Regions from separate parts of the Homo sapiens genome. Here region 1 is linked to region 2. A link is a loop called in an ENCODE intact Hi-C map of the cell type or tissue named here. Cell type or tissue: natural killer cell. All regions are shown on one strand. Links, peaks and the distances in the headings refer to the core of each region. The heading gives the core; the rest is flanking DNA. Region 1 has its middle 8.8 kb from the start of LINC02681. Region 2 overlaps BTRC (beta-transducin repeat containing E3 ubiquitin protein ligase).

What was found. Peaks named below come from ENCODE experiments on the same cell type or tissue, not always from the same donor. Only the 100,000 strongest peaks of a DNase experiment are listed, where the experiment ranks them.
Region 1: it touches region 2 in a loop (22-fold over the local background); 27 of 110 quality-filtered maps call a loop at or near these places.

What each region holds. Positions count from the first base shown.
Region 1 is chr10:101,267,652-101,277,026 of GRCh38, reverse strand. No RefSeq gene overlaps it. Among named protein-coding and RNA genes, the nearest start is that of LINC02681, 8.8 kb to the right of the region's middle. In natural killer cell, for the core only: a CTCF peak has its summit at 4,619 (motif pointing left); a DNase peak (open chromatin) is centred at 4,606; H3K27me3 peaks cover 378 bases.
Region 2 is chr10:101,436,449-101,445,823 of GRCh38, reverse strand. The region is part of intron 2 of BTRC (beta-transducin repeat containing E3 ubiquitin protein ligase); the gene reads right to left. Among named protein-coding and RNA genes, the nearest start is that of BTRC, 87 kb to the right of the region's middle. RefSeq lists an enhancer at 4,065-4,565. In natural killer cell, for the core only: no CTCF peak of the experiment used is centred there; a DNase peak (open chromatin) is centred at 3,433.

The DNA.
Region 1 (9,375 bases), core at 2,419-7,418, 170 kb after region 2:
AATTGTGAGCTGGTGGGCAGCAGAAAGAAGGCTGCAAAGGCAGTTTGAGTTTAGATCAGCAAGACCCTCTCTGAATGCCAGCCAGCTGAGAAGTTCTTACTTAACTGAGTGCCATTGCTTTTGAGCAGAACAGGGACAAAATGGAGTCAGCTTTAGGTGATTCATATGGTCACTGGTGGATTGGCTGGATGGAGGGCAGAAAGGCATTTTGGCTGCTACAATGATCCTGAGAATGAGCTTGCAGGCCTGCTGCAGCCCCAGGGCTGTGGGATCCAGGGTCTCAGGTCCTTTGGGTATCAGGGCCATGCCCCAGGAAGAGATAGAATGCAGTGATGGGAGTTGGTGGGAGAAGTGGGCATTAGGTGAGGGCTCAGCTGAGAGTAGAATCCTCAGGGAACCTCCTTCCCAAGCCCCTGCTGGCAGCATCTCTTGCTGCTTCTTCTGCATTGATTTATCCCTGGGCAATAATTTTGTTCTCTGGTCCTTGCTCTAAAGGACTGCTGGCAGCTGGGCCCTGGAAAGCTTCTCTGTAGCTGCCTCCTGCCTCCCAGCAGGGCCCAGCAAGATGCCCAAGACAGAGGAGGTGAGCAATAAATATTTGTAAAGTAAAGGCTAGAGATCTGGCTCAACTAAGACAGCAAGAGGCTATAGGAAGCCAGCAGGAAAGTCCTCAGAAGACAGAATAGCTAAAAGACCGGAAGGAAAGTGGAATTTGCCCAAGTCACATCCTTCTTATATCACTTACTAGCTGTATGATCTTGGGCAAGGTACCTTCCATGCTTCAGCTTCTATTAAGTGGGGATAATCATGGTACCAGTTTCCCTGGGTTATTGTGAGGATGAAATGAAATAAAGCATCCGAAGCATTTGGATACAAAACTTGATACAAAGTGGCACTGAAGAAATGTTAGCAATTTTTATAATTGCCTCTGAGTGGTGGGATTAAAGGTTTTCTTTCTCCTGCTTCTTTACACTTATTTTCTACTTGGCTAAGCAGGAAAAAATAAAGTAAAAGAGAGAAGAAAAAAGAAACTGGTGATAGAAACATGCTTGGAGGGGCAGCCAGAGAAACAGACACCGTTATTCAGAAACATTTCTCCAGCCCCAGAGCAGGGAGAAGGAGCTGTACCCACAAGCCTGGGTAGGAACAGGCTGGGTTTTAATCTTACAGGGTGGGAGAGGTGTAGATTGATTGGCAGGTAGATGATGTAGATCTACGAACAGATTCAATGTCTTTTTTTTGAGACAGAGTTTCACTCTTGTCACTTGGGCTGGAGTGCAATGGTGAGGCCTCGGCTCACTGCAACCTCTGCTTTCGGGGTTCAAGCGATTCTCCTGCCTCAGCCTCCCGAGTAGCTGGGATTACAGGCATGCGCCACCACACCCAGCAACTTTTGTATTTTTAGTAGAGACAGGGTTTCACCATGTTGGCCAGGCTGGTCTCAAACTCCTGACGTCAGGTGATCCGCCCCCCTTGGCCTCCCAAAGTGCTGGGATTACAAGCATGAGTCACCGTGCCCAGCCTTTTTTTTCTTTTTTTGAGACAGAGTCTCTGTCTCCCAGGCTGGAGTGCAGTGATGCAATCTCAGCTCACTGCAGCCTCGACCTCCAGGGCTCAAGCGACCCTCCCACCTCAGCCTCCTGAGTAACAGACTACAGGCGCACACCACCATGCCCGGCTAATTTATGTATTATTATTATTGAGATGGAGTTTCACTCTTGTTGCTCCGGCAGGAGTGCAATGGTGCAATCTTGGCTCGCTGTAACCTCCGCCTCTGCGATTCAAGTGATTCCCCTGCCTCAGCCTCCCAAGTAGCTGGGATTACAGGCACCCACCACCATGCCCAGCTAATTTTGTAATTTTTAGTAGAGTTGGAGTTTCACCATGTTGGTCAGGCTAGTCTCGAACTCCTGACCTTAAGTGATCCACCTGCCTCGGCCTCCCAAAGTGTTGGGATTACAGGTGTGAGCCACCATGCCTGGCCTATAATTATTATTATTATTATTATTATTATTATTTTGTAGAGACAGGGTTTTACCATGTTGCCCAGGCTGGTCTTGAACTCCTGGACTCCGGCAATCTGCCTGTCTCAGCCTCCCAAAGTAGATCCAATATCTTTAATAAAACATCATCATTCATTGAGTGCTTCCAAGGTGCCAAAGTTTTTATATGTTACTACTGATCACCACAACCCTGCAAAGTAAATATTATTACTCCAATTATTGCACTACTCTGAGAAGTAACTTGCCCAAGGTCCTACTGCAGAGCTGAGATTTGAACTCAACACTGAGATGACTTATTTCCACTAAACTTCAGGGCCATTTTCCACATATGAGATGCACGAAATATATGGACCTCATATATAAGGGTCCATATATGAGACCCCTAAAAGAAGAGAGGCTGTGCAGCCACGCCCTCAGGCCCGAACTCCCTGCCCCAGGCAGGACTGAGCTGTATTGGGCATTCCCTCTCCCCATCCCTTTTCTTCTCTCAGGTTATTGCAGAGAACGGCCAGTTCCTGCACTTGTCCCCAGACCTCCTCTCTGAAAGTGGGCACCGGACACCGGTCCCTGCCCCCAGCCCAATCAAAATTCCCTCTTCTGTTCCCTCTCCACTGCTGGTGACACCTCTTCTCTCCCATGCCTGCCACCACCATCTATCAGCAGCACTTTAAGCTCTGCCACAGCCTCTCGAAGTTGCTAAATCCCCTATTTGGTTTAGTTCCACTCCAACTCCCCCTGCACAGAGGGAACCGATGGGACGCAGGGAAATTATACACATAATAAAGAGCCTGTTTGCTCCAATAATTCTGATAATGATACACACCTCACTCCTTCCCATGCACACACAGCTGTACACACATGCACATATCACACCCTATACCTCCCAATCCTCATGTCCACCAAAATACCTTCCAACCTGCTGACATGCAGCTCACATCCCAGAGGCGCCCCCCAGACCAGTGTCTATACTCATTCACTAAGGTACACACCCTGTTCTTGGGAAATTCTCTGGGTCACTTTGCCTGTTCCCAGCTCCCATAGTACATGGCATTCCCCCTTCACGGCATTTCCCAGCTATGTCCTCAGGGCCTGTCTTCTCTGGAGCTCATTAGATTGTGAGCAGTGATAGTGTCTATGTGGTTCACTGTTTAACCAAGTGCAGTGCTTGGGACATGGTGGCGCCTCCATAACCTGGTTGAGTGAATGATGGAATGAATGAATGCACACTTTACTACATTCATCCCCTTACAGACACACATCGCATCTTGGGGTATCCCCCATCCCCACCCACCCACACATCACCCCTCTGAATTGCATCTTACATAGATACACACACATCGTGGGTAATCACACACATTCCTGGAGATCCAGGACTATTGTGAACAGCTTCCTAGGATTCTCCTGGGTGTGTGTGTGTGGTTGGGGAGTGGCAGGGTAAGAGGGAACATGTGTTTAGGAGGGATGCCAGTATGAGTATGTGTGCGTGGCAAGGGAAGAGGCATGTGAATGAGGGCTGTGTGAGCATGTGTTCAAGAGGATGCGCGTGTGAATCAGTGAGTGCAGGTGTTCAAGTCAGCACAGGTCTATGTGGGTACCTGCATGCATGTGCGCCTGCGCACACGAGCCTCGGAGTCCACAAGCTTACCTTATTCCCCGCCTGCTTACAAATGTTGAAAAGCACGATGGGTGGCCAGGCGTGGTGGCTCACGCCTGTAATCCCAGCACTTTGGGAGGCCGAGGCAGGCGGATCACGAGGTCAGGAGATCGAGACCATCCTGGCTAACACGGTGAAACCCCGTCTCTACTAAAAATACAAAAAATTAGCCGGGCGTGGTGGCGGGCGCCTGTAGTCCCAGCTACTCGGGACGCTGAGGCAGGAGAATGGCGTGAACCCGGAAGGCGGAGCTTGCAGTGAGCCGAGATCTCGCCACTGCACTCCAACCTGGGCGACAGAGTGAGACTCTGTCTCAAAAAAAAAAAAAGAAAAAAAAAGAAAAGCACGATGGGGTTCCTGTTCAGGTTTCCTCTTCTCTTCTCCCTCCAGCCCCTAAAGTCTGGCTCCTTCTAGAGAGAAGTTTTCTTCTCAGTCTCCCTATTTTTCTAAAGCCCAGGGATGCTTAGAAAGAAAAGGGGGATGATGTAGGGGTCAAGTGAGGGGTCCTCACTTTCAGGTCAGCTTCGTTCCACCATCCTGGTCAGTGTTCTCCCACCGGCCTCCACCAACCTCTACTACCACTGTCTCGCCCGTTATACCCAGGAGAAGGTGAAAACAAAGCATGGTGTCTGCCCCCTGCAGACTTGGGGGTTGGACTTGCGGAGCCTCCAGGCTTGCCAATCACCCAGGTGGCTGTCCCTTCTCCGTCCCCACTTACAAACCCTGTCACTGCAGCTCTGTGCTCTTCCTGGTCCCCTTCCTGCTCCTAACCTGGTGTCTTTGCTCGGTCCATCCCCTTCCAGCTTGCCCTCAACCACTGTCCCTGGCTCCTTTTCCTCCAAGCATGCCAGGAGTTCCCCAAGGCCTCGTCCTTGGACATCTTTTCTCCAGGGGACCTCAGAGACCATTTGAGTCATTCAGACGTAGCCATTTTGCCAAGGTGGAGCCCTCTCCTGGGCAAACTTAGTTACTGCCGCAGCTTTGTGCCTCTGGGAGTGACTCCAGCCCTGCCTTCTCTTCCAGGCTCCAGCCTCTGCCCGCACTGCTTGCAGTACCCTACTCATGTGTCCTCTTCATGTGCCCCTCCCCGGTCATATGGGTCCCTTCTGGCCCCTGCCCAGCTTATACTCTGTCCGATCCTCACAGTCACCCTGTCCCCTTTGCTTTTCTTTGCTGCCACTGCAGGCCCACCTCAGCCTCCTGCACACTCTCTTCAGATCAGCCTCCCAATCTCCAGCGTCTGGAGTGTTCTGGGGCTGCCTGAGAGAGAGACATGAATACATGTCACCCTGCCTTCCTCACATGTACCAGAAGGTTTGATTTTTTTTTTTTTTTTTGACTGAGTCTTGCTCTGTCACCAAGCTGGAGTGCAGTGGCACGCTCGGCTCACTGCAACCTCCACCTCCCGGGTTGCAGCGATTCTCCTGCCTCAGCCTCCCGAGTAGCTGGGATTACAGGCATGCACCAGCATGCCCAGCTAATTTTTGTATTTTTAGTAGAGACAGGGTTTCACCATGTTGGCCAGGATGGTTTTGATCTCTTAACCTCGTGATCCGCCCGCCTTGGCCTCTCAAAGTGCTGGAATTACAGGCGTGAGCCACCATGCCCGGCCCTGATTATTATTATTATTATTTTAAACAATAATCTGGGCCAGGCACAGTGGCTCACACCTGTAATCCCAACACTTTTTGGGAGGCTGAGGCAGGAGGATTATTGAGCCCAGGAATTTGAGACTAGCCTGAGCAACATAGTGAGACCCTGTCTCTACAAAAAGTAAAAAATTAGCCAGGCATGGTGGCACATGCCTGTAGTCCCAGCTACTCAGGAGGCTGAGATAGGAGGATCACTCGAGCCCAGGAGTAGAGGTTACAGTAAGCTGTGATCTGGTCACTGCACTCCAGCCTGGGCAACAGAGCAAGATGCTGTCTCGAAATGTAAATAAACACTGAACTGACCATGTCACAGCCCTTTCAATGGCACCTCTCTTCTAGGATAAACTCCCAAACCTTCCTAGAGCCTGCGGGGCTCCAGCCTCTCTTCACACCATGTTCCCTGATACCCAGCCACAATGACCTTTTCCCTGATCCCCTCCTGCCCTCCTGGGGCTCCTGATTCCCCCAGCTTTCCTCTGCAGGCCACAGGGCTTTGGGGCATGCCGCTTTCCCTGTCTGAAATGCTTTTCCCTCTTCTCTTCACCCATGTAATGCCTCTTATCCTTTCAATATCAGCTCAGCTGTGGCTTCCTCAGAACAGCCTTGCCCTGACTCCTAAGGCAGGTAAGCCTCCCCACTGCTATATGCACTCCTGGCATCAGGAGCACCTCTTTAGTTGGACTTATCGACACTTGGAATTTTATGTTTGCGTGGTTACTTCATTTAATGCCTGACTCACACACTAGAGGATTGTAGGATGAGGAGTATGTTTTTGTGCATCACTGAATTCACAGGGCAGTGCCTGGTACACGGGAAGCCTTTGATAAATATTTGAGAGATAAATGAACTAGTCAGCAGTCTCAGGCTGGACAAGGAGGAAATTTTCACCAAAAACCAAGTGGTACCTGCTCAAGATCTGAGTCCCTTCATCATGTCACTTACCTGCTCAAGAACTTTCCGTGACTCCCTATACCCTCACAACTAAGTCTAAAGTCCTCAGATTTTTTAGATTTTCCAAATTATTTTCTTTTCTTTTATTTTTTAGAAATGGGGTCTCACTATGTTACCGAGGCTGGTCTCAAGCTCCTACGCTCAAGTGATCCTCCCGCCTTGGCCTTACAGGTGTTAGCCACCATGCCCGGTGATTTCCTTTATTTTCTATCACTATCCTTTGCTTCCACCAGGCAAACTTATTAGCCCTTAAGCATACCTTGGTTAGTTTGACCTTCATGTTATTTTCTTTGCCTGGAAGAACTCTGATTTCGTCTTTATCTTCACTTAAATCCTACTCGTTCTTTAAGACCAAGATCATGTCCCACAAAGCCTTCCCTGTCCATGTTAGCACTTGCTGAGCTCCTATGACCTATACTGTCTGTACATCCAGAATATCAGACATTGTTAACCTTGGAAGGGTCTCAGAGATCACTGGTTCAACAAGAGTCTGAGCAACCTCTAAATTCATGTTTCCCAAACTTTCCACATTCGAGTACCAGTGTCACAATTCATGCCAAATCCATATTCTACCTAAAATGTTATTTACTTGATATTTTTCTTTAAATCAACTTACTATTTCTTACTCAAGTATGTTTATTGTTTTTTTAAAAAAGCCTTCTAGCACTACAGTAACTGCGAAACCACCCGTTACTTGCCAAAATAAAAAGTAATTATAAAAATAAGTAAAACAATAACAATGTGTTTCGATTCTAGTTGGACACCATTGCCTGCTGAAAGCTCTTGCAGTTGAATCTTCCTCTCTGTTAAAAAGGGAAAGAAGAGAAACACACGTTAGAGAGGTGTTAAAGACATACTAGCACCAAACTGAGACATTCTCTTCGAGGAAACTGGAAGAATCAAACAACCCAAATGCCCATTGATGGGAAAGATATGTTTTTGTTATTATAAAATATACATAACATAAAATTTTACAATTTTTAACCACTTTTTTTTTTGATAGGAGTCTCGCTTTCTCACCCAGGCTGGAATGCAGTGGCGTGATCTTGGCTCACTGAAACCTCTGCCTCCCGGGTTCAAGCAATTCTCCTGCCTCAGCCTCCGGAGTAGCTGGTACTACAGGTGAACGCTGCCACGCCTGGCTCATTTTTTGTATTTTAGTAGAGACGGAGTTTCACTGTGTTGCCCAGCCTGGTGGCGAGCTCCTGAGCTCAGGCAATCCGCCCGCCTTGGCCTCCCAAAGTGCTGGGATTACAGGCGTGAGCCACCGCGCCCGGCCCATTTTTAACTACTTTTAAGTGTACAGTTCAGTGGCATTAATTACATTCACATTGTTATGCAGCCATCACCATCATCCAACTCCAGAACTCTTCCCAAACTGAAACTCTGTACCTATCAAACGATAATCCCCATTCCTCTCCCCACCCCAGCTCCTGGCAACCACCATCCTACTCTCATCCCTGGGCATTTATTCTAGGCACCTGATGTAAGTGGAACCATACAGTATTTAACCTTTTGTGACTGGCTTATTTCACTTAGCATAATGTCCTCAAGGTTCATCAATGTTGCAGCATGTGTCAGAGTTTAAGGCTGAATAATATTCCATTGTATGTGTATATACTACATTTTTTTAAAGTTTTTTTTCAAGACAAAGTCTCATTCTGTTGCACAGGCTGGAATGCAGTGGCACGATCACGGCTCACTGCAGCTTTGACCACCAATGCTCAAGCAATCCTCTTACCTCAGACCCCTGAGTAGCTAGCACTGCAGGAGCACACCGCCCTGCCTGGCCAATTTTTTATTTTTTGTACAGACGAGGTTTCACTATGTTGCTCAGGCTGGTCTTGAACTTCTGGGCTTGAGGGATCCTCCTGCCCTGGCCTCCCAAAGTGTTGGGATTACAGGCATGAGCCACCTCACCTGGCTATTTTGTTTATTCATCTCTTGCTGGGCACTTGGATTGCTTCCAGCTTTTGGTGAGTGTGAATAATGCTGCTGTGCTCATGAGTGTAAGGAAAGTGATATCTTTATAATAGCCTGAGCTAATCTCACACAATGGAATATTATACTGTAGTCAAAACAAAGGAACTTAAGTGACATGCAATAATATGGATGACTCTTAGCAATATAATATTATGTGAAATACCAAGTCAAAAAAAGTTATATATAGCCTGATACTATTTTTTAATAAAGAACAGTTAAAATTTAAAATAAACTTTTAAGGAATAAATAAAAGTGCTATAAAACTATTAAAAGGAAAGCAAGGGAATGATGACTATGGGATTCAGGGTTGTGAGTTGGCTGAGATGGGAGGCAGAGAATGGGATGTGGTACCATTTGGTTAGTTGTCAGTTATTGTCAAGGTCTGAGATTTTGTTTTGGGTGATAAAGTCATGGATGCTTATGATAATATTTTAAACTAATTAAAAGAAAATCTAGGCTGGGCGCTGTGGCTCACACCTGTAATCCCAGCACTTTGGGAGGCCAAGGCAGGTGGATTGCTTGAGGCCAGGAGTTTGGGACCAGTGTGGCCAATGTGGTGAAACCTCATCTCTACTAAAAATACAAAATTAGCTAGGCAAGGTAGTGCACATCTGTAATCTCAGCTACTTGGGAGGCTGAGGCACGAGAATCGCTTGAACCCAGGAAGTAGAGGTTTCAGTGAGCCCAGATTGCGACACTGCACCCCAGCCTGGGCGAGAGTGAGACTGTCTTAAAAAATAACAATAATAAAAGAAAAAGAAAAGAAAACCATGCAATGACCAATGGTGAGAGTGTATCATGAAGCAAGGAATGTGATTAATCCAGTTCTGTAAACCCAAGTTCCAGTGGAAAAAAAACAGGGAAATAAAGAAAGAGAATTGACAAGGAAATAGCTTTCTCACTATGAAATTCAGAGTGATTTAATGTCTTGTCAATGCACCATTGAAAATCATCTGGCATTCTGTCAGAGGTCCAGGTCCCCCACTTGGGTAAGTAGTTCTAAAATATCTGTACCATGAGGCCTCCTGCTTCCTCTGCGGCCTTGCTTACCTCCAAAATGAGGGAACTCAGAACTTCTGGGGTACTTGCCTGGACAGATACTTGTGTCAGGAAATTTTTCCTTGCAGAGAGA
Region 2 (9,375 bases), core at 1,542-6,541:
CCTCAGGGTACACAACACACATGTCAAAATTAAGAGAGTCCAAGGCCTCTGGGGAATTCTGCTGGGGCTATAATCAGTTTAAATCTTATCTGGTTTATCAATTATTCTATTGATTAAACCAAAGCGATTATACACAACTCCTCTGCCACATGGGATTGATGTCAGTAGAGCAAGAAAATAACTCCAGGAGGTTCCAAACTGATTTAAAAAGAGACCAATAGACAGACCGATAATAGTCGATTATTACATACCAGTGATCCATACACTGAAGAGTTGATTCTTAGTTTCAGGCGGGTGAAGTGAACTGTCTCCAATCACTATGTCCCTGCGCTATACCTTACAGTTGGCTTGAGTAAATTTATGTCTTGAAAGATCAACATATTTTCTACTGATTTAAACAGAAGCTAGCATGCTCAGCAGTTGAAATATATTTTATAGATACTGACCCTAAGCTCTAACAGAGAGAATCTCAAATAGGGAAAACAAAATTTTTTTTCTAATCTTCTTACCTGTATGCATGTGACCAGTAAGATGCAGGAATGAAAAGGGACATATTTGAGAGCTGATACTCCTACAAATATACAATCAGCTATTCCAATGTCCTAAAACACCATTATTCTTGAAAAACAGAATCTAAGAAATCAGAAAGATCTTACCAGAGAGTCATGACTCCTTTTATTAATTCCAAGGGCACCATCTTCAATGCCATTAATAACACTGAAAATATATAGTCGTATCTTCAAATGAAATGTCGATAACTAAACCCTAACATATCGAGTTTCTACCAGAAATTTGTAACCACAATTTAGTTACCCTCCTGCCCCATTCATTGTGTAATATCTTTCAAATGTCTAGAGCCCCTATAACCTCAAGGCCATGCCCTACTATATATGAGAAAACCACTAATAAAACCTAACAAAATGAGGGAGGGTGGTTAGACTACTCCACACCTGAAATCTGTGCACTTACAGCCATGCTCTTGAGAAAGGAAATTTGTTCACTGCTATGCTGGCACCGCATGTGCATTCAACCATAATTTATCTCCTTCAGATTTTTTGTTTTCAGGCGGACTAGTAAGAAACTTGCATTAGCATGCTGTATTCTACACTCACCACTAGAAATACTGAGGGTGCTATTTGTAATTGTATTCTTTTTAAGAGGTTTATTCTCTGCAGCTGTTTTCTGCTTGCAGTGTATTTTGTGTAATCAGCACATCATCATAAATACATTGGCTGTTCCCCTGAGGGTAGCTGTCAGTGTTTAATTTACAGAACAACCTGGCCAATGTGAATTTTAACACTACAGCACTATGGCAAGGAGTTACCACACTCTGTGAAAAACAGGTTTCTATGAATTTTTATATCAAGAGCTGGTCCCAGGACAATTTAGGTTCTAGAAACAGACTGTTTAAAGAAGCACTTTATACCTTGTATGCAATAGACTCTTTCTCAGTTATAGCCTCAGTAGAAGCCCCAAACTATCAAATCACCAGTGGGAACTACCAGTTCTGAAGACAACAAGGATTGAAAATCTATGATCAACCAGTAGGAGGCATTGTAACAAATATTATCATCTCTTTTTAAGCTACATGTACAGCTATCACAAACATCACTGTTCCCTTAGAAGGTATGTAAAGGCAAGAGAAAACCATTTAAGACACAGACTAGTCTGAAATATACATTATCACTTTTTTGCTGAGATGAGATATATCTGATATGAACATAAGTATACCATTTCCTTAGGACTGCTACTAAGCCAGACCTCTAGCTCAATAAATCAGAAAAAAATACATATGACTAATGGTTAACACTAGTAATTATATGCACAGTGACTGGTATATAAGTACTTAATACATGTATAACAAATAACTATAAGCTCCTTGAGGATAGGTTCTGAATCTTAATTTATGCCTAAGACTTTGTACAGTAATTGGCAAATAAAAGGTACTCTGTGAATCGAATCGGAGTTGTGGCTAGTTGTGAATGGCCATGTTATTTGTAAAGCCTTACATCTACTTGATGTCAAAAGGATTTTCTAAATCAGTAAAATGTCCCTAAGGACAATATAAAAAGTACAAATTATAGTCATTTTAGTGAGAGCTATTCATACAAGAAATCTAAGTACCTCAATCTCACAATGAAGAACAAATTAGCCTACAAAATAATGGCATATTCAAACATATTTTAATAATGAAGATTACATAGAAGAAATTAAAACTTTTCTATGCTATATACTTGTTTCTATATCTTTAATATGATCAAATGGAAAGTGATCGTTTTAAATGCTCAGAATGGTAACCAACAGCACTTTTACTGAAGTGGTTTTGTATGCACACATACACATTCTATAAATCAAGTGATTATACATATGTATTTTTCTGTTAAGGGCCATTTTTACAAGTTAGAATGCCTAGAGTTAAACTGAATCAAAATATATTTCATGTTGAGTTGTCCTCAGTGTATTTATTTGCTTTTAATGTTGCGCAGGACTACATTTGCATGTTTTACAAAAATCAGTAAATTGTGACTAAGATTCTTTTTTTCTTTTAAAGGAACAAAATAACTGACTTCACTTAGGAGGGTTTAAAACTTGCCCAAATTTGTGGTAAACTTAATTTTTAAACTATTAAGTAGAACAACAGAGGCCAGGCACGGTGGCTCATGCTCGTAATCCCAGCACTTTGGGAGGCCGAGGCAGGCGGATCACGAGGTCAGGAGATCCAGACCATCCTGGCTAACATGGTGAAACCCCGTCTCTACTAAAAATACAAAAAAATTAGCCGGGCATGGTGGCGGGTGCCTGTAGTCCCAGCTACTCGAGAGGCTGAGGCAGGGGAATGGTGTGAACCCGAGAGGCAGAGCTTGCAGTGAGCCGAGATGGCACCACCCTGGGTGACAGAGCGAGACTCCGTCTCAAAAAAAAAAAAAAAAAAAAGAGCAAGTGAGATCTGTACAACTTACTTTGATACTGCTATAATTAATATAAGCATAATCACATACAAGCAAAATCTGGTAACACCTTATTTCTAACAACCAGGAAAAAAATTGTATTTAAAAATATGAACAAGCCCTGTATCATTTATCCTTTCTATGATGCTAAGACATTTCAAAAACGTTAATTCCTTTTTACGTTTATGTCACTGAAGGACAAAATGAGAAAAAAGATGACCCACCAACTCGATTTTTTTTCACCAGTTAAAGGAAATTTTTAATTCAGTTGAATATTTGTAACTTAGTACTTAAAAACTTTATGCCTAATAAAATATATCTTAATTTTTAATACAGAAATTTATCACATTCTTTCCTTTTCAATTTAGAATTACAAAATTACATCCTGGGACCTTCTGAACTAAACTGGATGGGGTTAGACTGAGGTCACGCTGTATTTTCTCTTCCCTGGAGACCACGTAGTAGTTCCATAGGCTGCCATTAGATAGCAGCACAGTACACACCATCAGTCATGTCTCTCATAGTCTCTCCCGTTAAGGTTGGAATTATCTCATTTACACACACACACACACACACACATACACACAGAGACAGAGAGAGAGAGAGAGAGAGATTCTAATTCAATTAGTGCAGTCGCAACTCCAGAAAAGAGTAATTCAATTAGTGCATTGTGGAGCTCTACAGTACCTCTAAGCAGATGTTCACCATCTTCAGGAACTGGAGCTAGGTTTAAAATACCTGTGCCACTCTGATATGCCGCTACATTATGTCATTTGTCAAAGTGCTTACATATGCTTTTCTATGCTTTTCTGGCTTCAAAGAAAAGATGAGGAAACAAACCCAGGCTAAGTTCCTAGAAATTTTTCCATCATTCAAATCAAAGAAGTATATGCAATCTTAGGCAGTAATTAAATTACATTATTTAAATTGTGTTCAAAACAAGACGTGTCTACATTGTATTCTGACTTATTACACTTTTTTTTTTTTTTTTTTTTTGAGACAGTCTCACTCTGTCACCCAGGCTGCAGTGCAGTGGGTGTGATCTCGGCTGACTGCTATCTCCGCCTCCCAGGTTCAAGCGATTCGCGTGCCTTAGCCTCCCAAGCAGCTGGGATCACAGGCATGTACTACCACGCCTGGCTAATTTTTTGGATTTTTAGTAGTGACTGGGTTTCACCATGCTACCCAGGCTGGTCTCAAATTCGTGAGCTCAGGCAATCCGCCCGCCTCAGCCTCCCACAGTGCTGGGATTATAGGCATGAGCCACCACGCCCGGCCAAGAAAAAACTTTCTAGTAGAACCAACAAAGTAAAAGCAAGATGCTTCAAGAAGTTTGATTCACCAATAATGGTAGTGATCAGGGAGAGATTAGATGACTCCCTTCCAAACACATTTCATAAAGGATTTCTACATTATGAGACGTATGTGACTAGATGGCCTCTGATGTCTGGTCCAATGCTGAAATTCTATGGTTCTATGAATACACTGATGTTTGCTCATGAGGCAAGCCTGGAGTTTAAATAATAAAGCTAATCATTAATTGTGAAGGTGTGGTTGTAAAAAGCCCATAAGCTGTGAGGCATTTTCACTGTATTGATGCATAATACATAAGAAGAAATTTTGTAGTTTCTTTGTACCAGATTTAGAAAACTCCATAAAGCATATTTCAGTCTCATTTCTTAAACACTTGCATTCCTCTTATTCTTCTAAGACTGCAAAAAATGGTTTGTTTTCATTCATCCTGTAGAAATCAGCCAATGAGAAATCAATTTCTACAAGAATGATTTTTGAAAACTCCCCCACTGAGTCAAGACAGTGGGTTCTCATAGCTTAAATGCAAATCTACATCAATGTTTATGCTTTAAAAATTCAGAGCAATACTTAAAAACAACAATAACTAGTTCTTAATATCCCTCCTTTTGGTATTACTTTCTGAGCACAATATTTTTAAGTAAGGACAAAAATCTGGCTACAAAGGAGCAGGACTTATATTTTACAAGTATTATCTTCTCTCTTTCTAGCATGACCTCAAAGCAGGAATTACCAACACCATTTTTCCAGTGCATTTCACTAGACTGATGCAGAACAGCTCTTGCCTTTCACATTTTCAGAGGAGAGGGCTAAGCTAAATAGTTGCCTTTTTTTTTCTTTTTTAGATGGAGTCTCACTCTGTCAACCCAGGCTGGAGTGTAGTGATATGATTTCGGCTCACTGCAACCACCACCTCCAAGGCTTAAGCGATCCTCCCACCTCAGCCTCCCGAGTAGCTGGGACCACAGACTGGCACCACCATGACTGGCTAATTTTTTGTATTTTTGGTAAAGATGGGGTTTCACCATGTTTCCCAGGCTGGTCTCGAATTTCTGAGCTCAAGTGATCCACCCACCTCAGCTTCCCAAAGTATTGAGATTATAGGTATGAGCCACAGTGCCCAGCCATTGAGGAACTTTCAATACAAACTCTTTTCCATACTCCAGAAGAACTGCAAAAGGCCATTCATTCTCAGTTAAAACTTTACTTGTAAATTCAATGCCCCAAAAGGGATGAAAATGAAAGCATACATCAATAGTGCTTCCTTAGAAGAAAAAATATATATGTTGTTTTAAGATGTATTGTAATTTATAAACTCCTACTCATAGCTTGAAAAAAAAGATGTAATTTAAAACATAATAGAAAACTCATTTTATTACTACAAAATATTTTCCAAGAAATATATGGTGGTTTTATAAGGAAGATTTTCTATTCATTTGGCATAAGCTGGACTAATATAAGCATAATGTTTCTTCCATATTACCTAATGAGCTTTCTTACTATAAATACACATTTTCCACATTAAAAAAATATTTTTCTTCCCCAAATTTTAAAGTCTTCTATAATTTCACCACTTGTTAAAGACACTGGATAATAAGAGCAATAAATAAAATAGCTGGGTGAATTCTGATTGGCCTGGCAATACTGCCATATAGTAGGCTATCAGTTTAACAAACTATGTCACTGCATCTCTTTACCCAATACCACCTTCCCAACTTCCTGCCTCCACAAAAACAGAAATGGGACCTAACCTGATTCTTCCTTACAATAGGGTGTTCCATAAATTCCACTATTAATAATACACTAACCCAACTTTATCTCCTTTGCCCCACAGCCTGCATTTATTTTCTAGTGTTAAGTTTGTTTGGCTCCATCAGCACCACTTCTCTTTAACACTGTCCCTTTTCATGCATTTAAGGCAACTACTTCCAACCCTATCAATGAAAGCAGACAAATGGGGGAGAAAGGAATGAACTGCAAACACCTCAAACAAGAAAGGTTGCTTAAAAAACCAAGTGTCACATTCTGACAGTTCAATATTTCATAGCCAATACAAGGAATGTGCAACGATACTGCAACTTTAAATCTTTTCTTCATAGTATGTCAGTCTCTCTTTCTCTCATTGTAATGCCAAAGGGAACAGCAATCAGAGTGGAGATGTTCAACGTGATAGAGGTCAGGACACCATCGGATCAACGTACCAGAAACACGACCTTGTTTATTTTTTTTCCACAGTATTATTGTTTACAGGGTGCTTTGCTCGTGTACCTTGTGGTTCTTAGCTAAAAGATGAAATTACAGCCCAGGATGAAGCGCTCAGGCACACATCCAATTTGTGTTTCCATCTCAGAAAACAAAAAGCTTCTAAGGCCCTCAGGCTGCCATTCAAACTTGGAGGCTGACATTTTTAACAGCATGAACCAGAGACTGGCAGAGAGAATGATCTAATGCATTTCTGACTTGTCAATCAAATATCTCACCTCTGCTGTCTTGTAAACAGTTGGGGACCATCTAACTACATTCATAAACCTAGGGAGAGCTTACTGCCAGCTGGGGTGCTGTAGCCACATGCTCTGGCTTCTATTCACCAAAATCATGATTCAGTTTTATAATCTCACTGTAAATAGTCCATAGGCACATTTCCAGGACTACTGGAATTGAACCAGAGTAGGGAATACAAAAGAGATTTTGGTCAAATATTGTGTTATTTTCAAGCTGCTGGAATCCTGTACTAATTTTATCCTCATTTTACCAATTCTCCCCAAAAGATTGCACTGTGCTGCAGTTGAAGTGCTTAAAAAAATAATGACCTGCTTTTTAAAAATCTAGGGGAAATATACTAATATTATATTACAAATTTCCCTTGTAGTTTATTACCAGTAACAAAACAAGTACTCCCCCAAACAATGGCTCATATAAAGGGTAGAAACTACAATGAACAGTAGCAACTATATTTTGGTAAAACTAATTATGTACTTTCTTTTAAATAGAAAACTGAAATTCATACACAAAAGTTTTGTACTTACTAATTTGACACAATGTAGTATATATGTATGTGTATGTGTGAGACATAAAAACATAAAATTAGATTACTTATATTGCTAATGAGAAGACTTTTTTTTTTTTTTTTTTTTTTTTTTTTGAGGCAGTCTCGCTCTGTCGCCCAGGCTGGAGTGTAGTGGCGCGATCTCGGCTCACTGCAAGCTCTGCCTCCCGGGTTCATGCCATTCTCCTGCCTCAGCCTCCCGAGGAGCTGGGACTACAGGCGCCCACCACCACGCCCGGCTAATTTTTGTATTTTTAGTAAAGACGGGGTTTCACCGCATTAGCCAGGATGGTCTCAATCTCCTGACTTTGTGATCTGCCCTCCTTGGCCTCCCAAAGTGCTGGGATTACAGACGTGAGAAGACTTATATTGCTATTCTTTCCCTTCTGTATATGACCATCTAATCCAACACACGTAAAAAGTTAGACCCAATCAGGAATTTTTTGTTAAAGAATCAAGTACGAAAATGAATACTCCTTTTCTTCATGTCAATTTTACAGGGCACAGAATTCCATGCATGCTCTGGGTACAGATCCTCTGACTAGTTTAAGAGAGCAAAGATAAAGATCAGGGAAGACTTTAATTCTAGCTCAGCTTGAGCTGAATCTTGAAGATTAGGTAGACAAAGGCAGAGAGTGGGTAAGGGACAATAGGTGTTTGTGGAGGGGTTTTTTCAGGTAAGCAGAACGGTATATGCAAAGACACAGATATATAAAAGAACACACTGCACCTTTGGGGAACTGCAAAATTTGAAATGACTAACAATTACATGAGAGGGAGGTGGTGGTCAGATATAAGCCAAATTCAAACTTTGTTCAATTCAAAAACATGTGAGCAGCTATCTATGAGATAAACAGTGACCAAAATCAGTATTACCAGATGATGAATGTAGAATTTGAGCAATATGATATAGGTGAAATTCAGAAATTACTAGTATCACTGAAACGGTAATCTCTGGGAGGACATTTAAAATCCTTCCTTCTTTCTACTTCTATTTTCTACAATGAATATTAAATGTTTTAACTGTATATCTCATAATTTAATTAAATGTAATAAAATACTTAAAAATGAAACCATTATTTGGGCGTGTGTGTGTGTGCACGCACAGGCACACATGGATGGATAAGTCATTTCAGATCAAAGGACACTAACATGTTAATCTAGCAATAATTATCTTAAAGTGGAAGGCATATGGGTGATACTCTTGTTTATATATTTACCAAATAATGTACATATTCCATAATAAACAATAATTCATTTTATTAGGAGAACAAAACATTTCTGCACAAACAAACAAAAACATGTTTGATTTGTCATTCCCTGCAAACCCCTAAGGTGAAGGGTGTAGCTGGGATAAATACAAGTCAAATGTTAACATATACATAAAAAATAACTACATTTATTATACAGAAATTGTGCTACACAGAAATTATTCATATACAATAGAGAGGGTATCAGCTACAGAATGAGAAGCATTTCTGTCACAGGATAATTTTCCTTATGGTATTGTTTTGTAATAGAATTTGAATGTTAATGTATATTCAATTCGATAATCCATATTCCTCTAAAATCTCAAATGTAAAATTAAGTTTTCCATATATATAATGAATAATGCCTAATTTTCCTGTATTGTTCCATTTTAACATTTCACTTTGTACATGGTAAAATTCAGTAGACTTGTAAGCATTCTTAAGGAATAAAATACAACATCTCTCCTGAATTCAATACAATTTCAACCTTTGACATGGAACCCTAGCTAATGTTAAAATATCACGTTTCACTTAGCTCAAGATTTTCCTAAAATTACTGGTTACACTTGATAGCTAAAGTATTCTAGGGCCATATAAATCTATCTATCTATCTATCTATCTATCTATCTATCTATCTATCTATTTTTTTTAATTGAAACAGGGTCTCACTCTGTCACCCAGGCTAGAATGCAGTGTCGCAATCATGGCTCACTGCAGCCTTGACCTCCCACCTTGGCCTTCCAGATAGCTGGGACAGGTGAGTACCACCACACCCAGCTAATTTTTTGTAGAGACAGGGTCTCACTATGTTGCCCAGGCT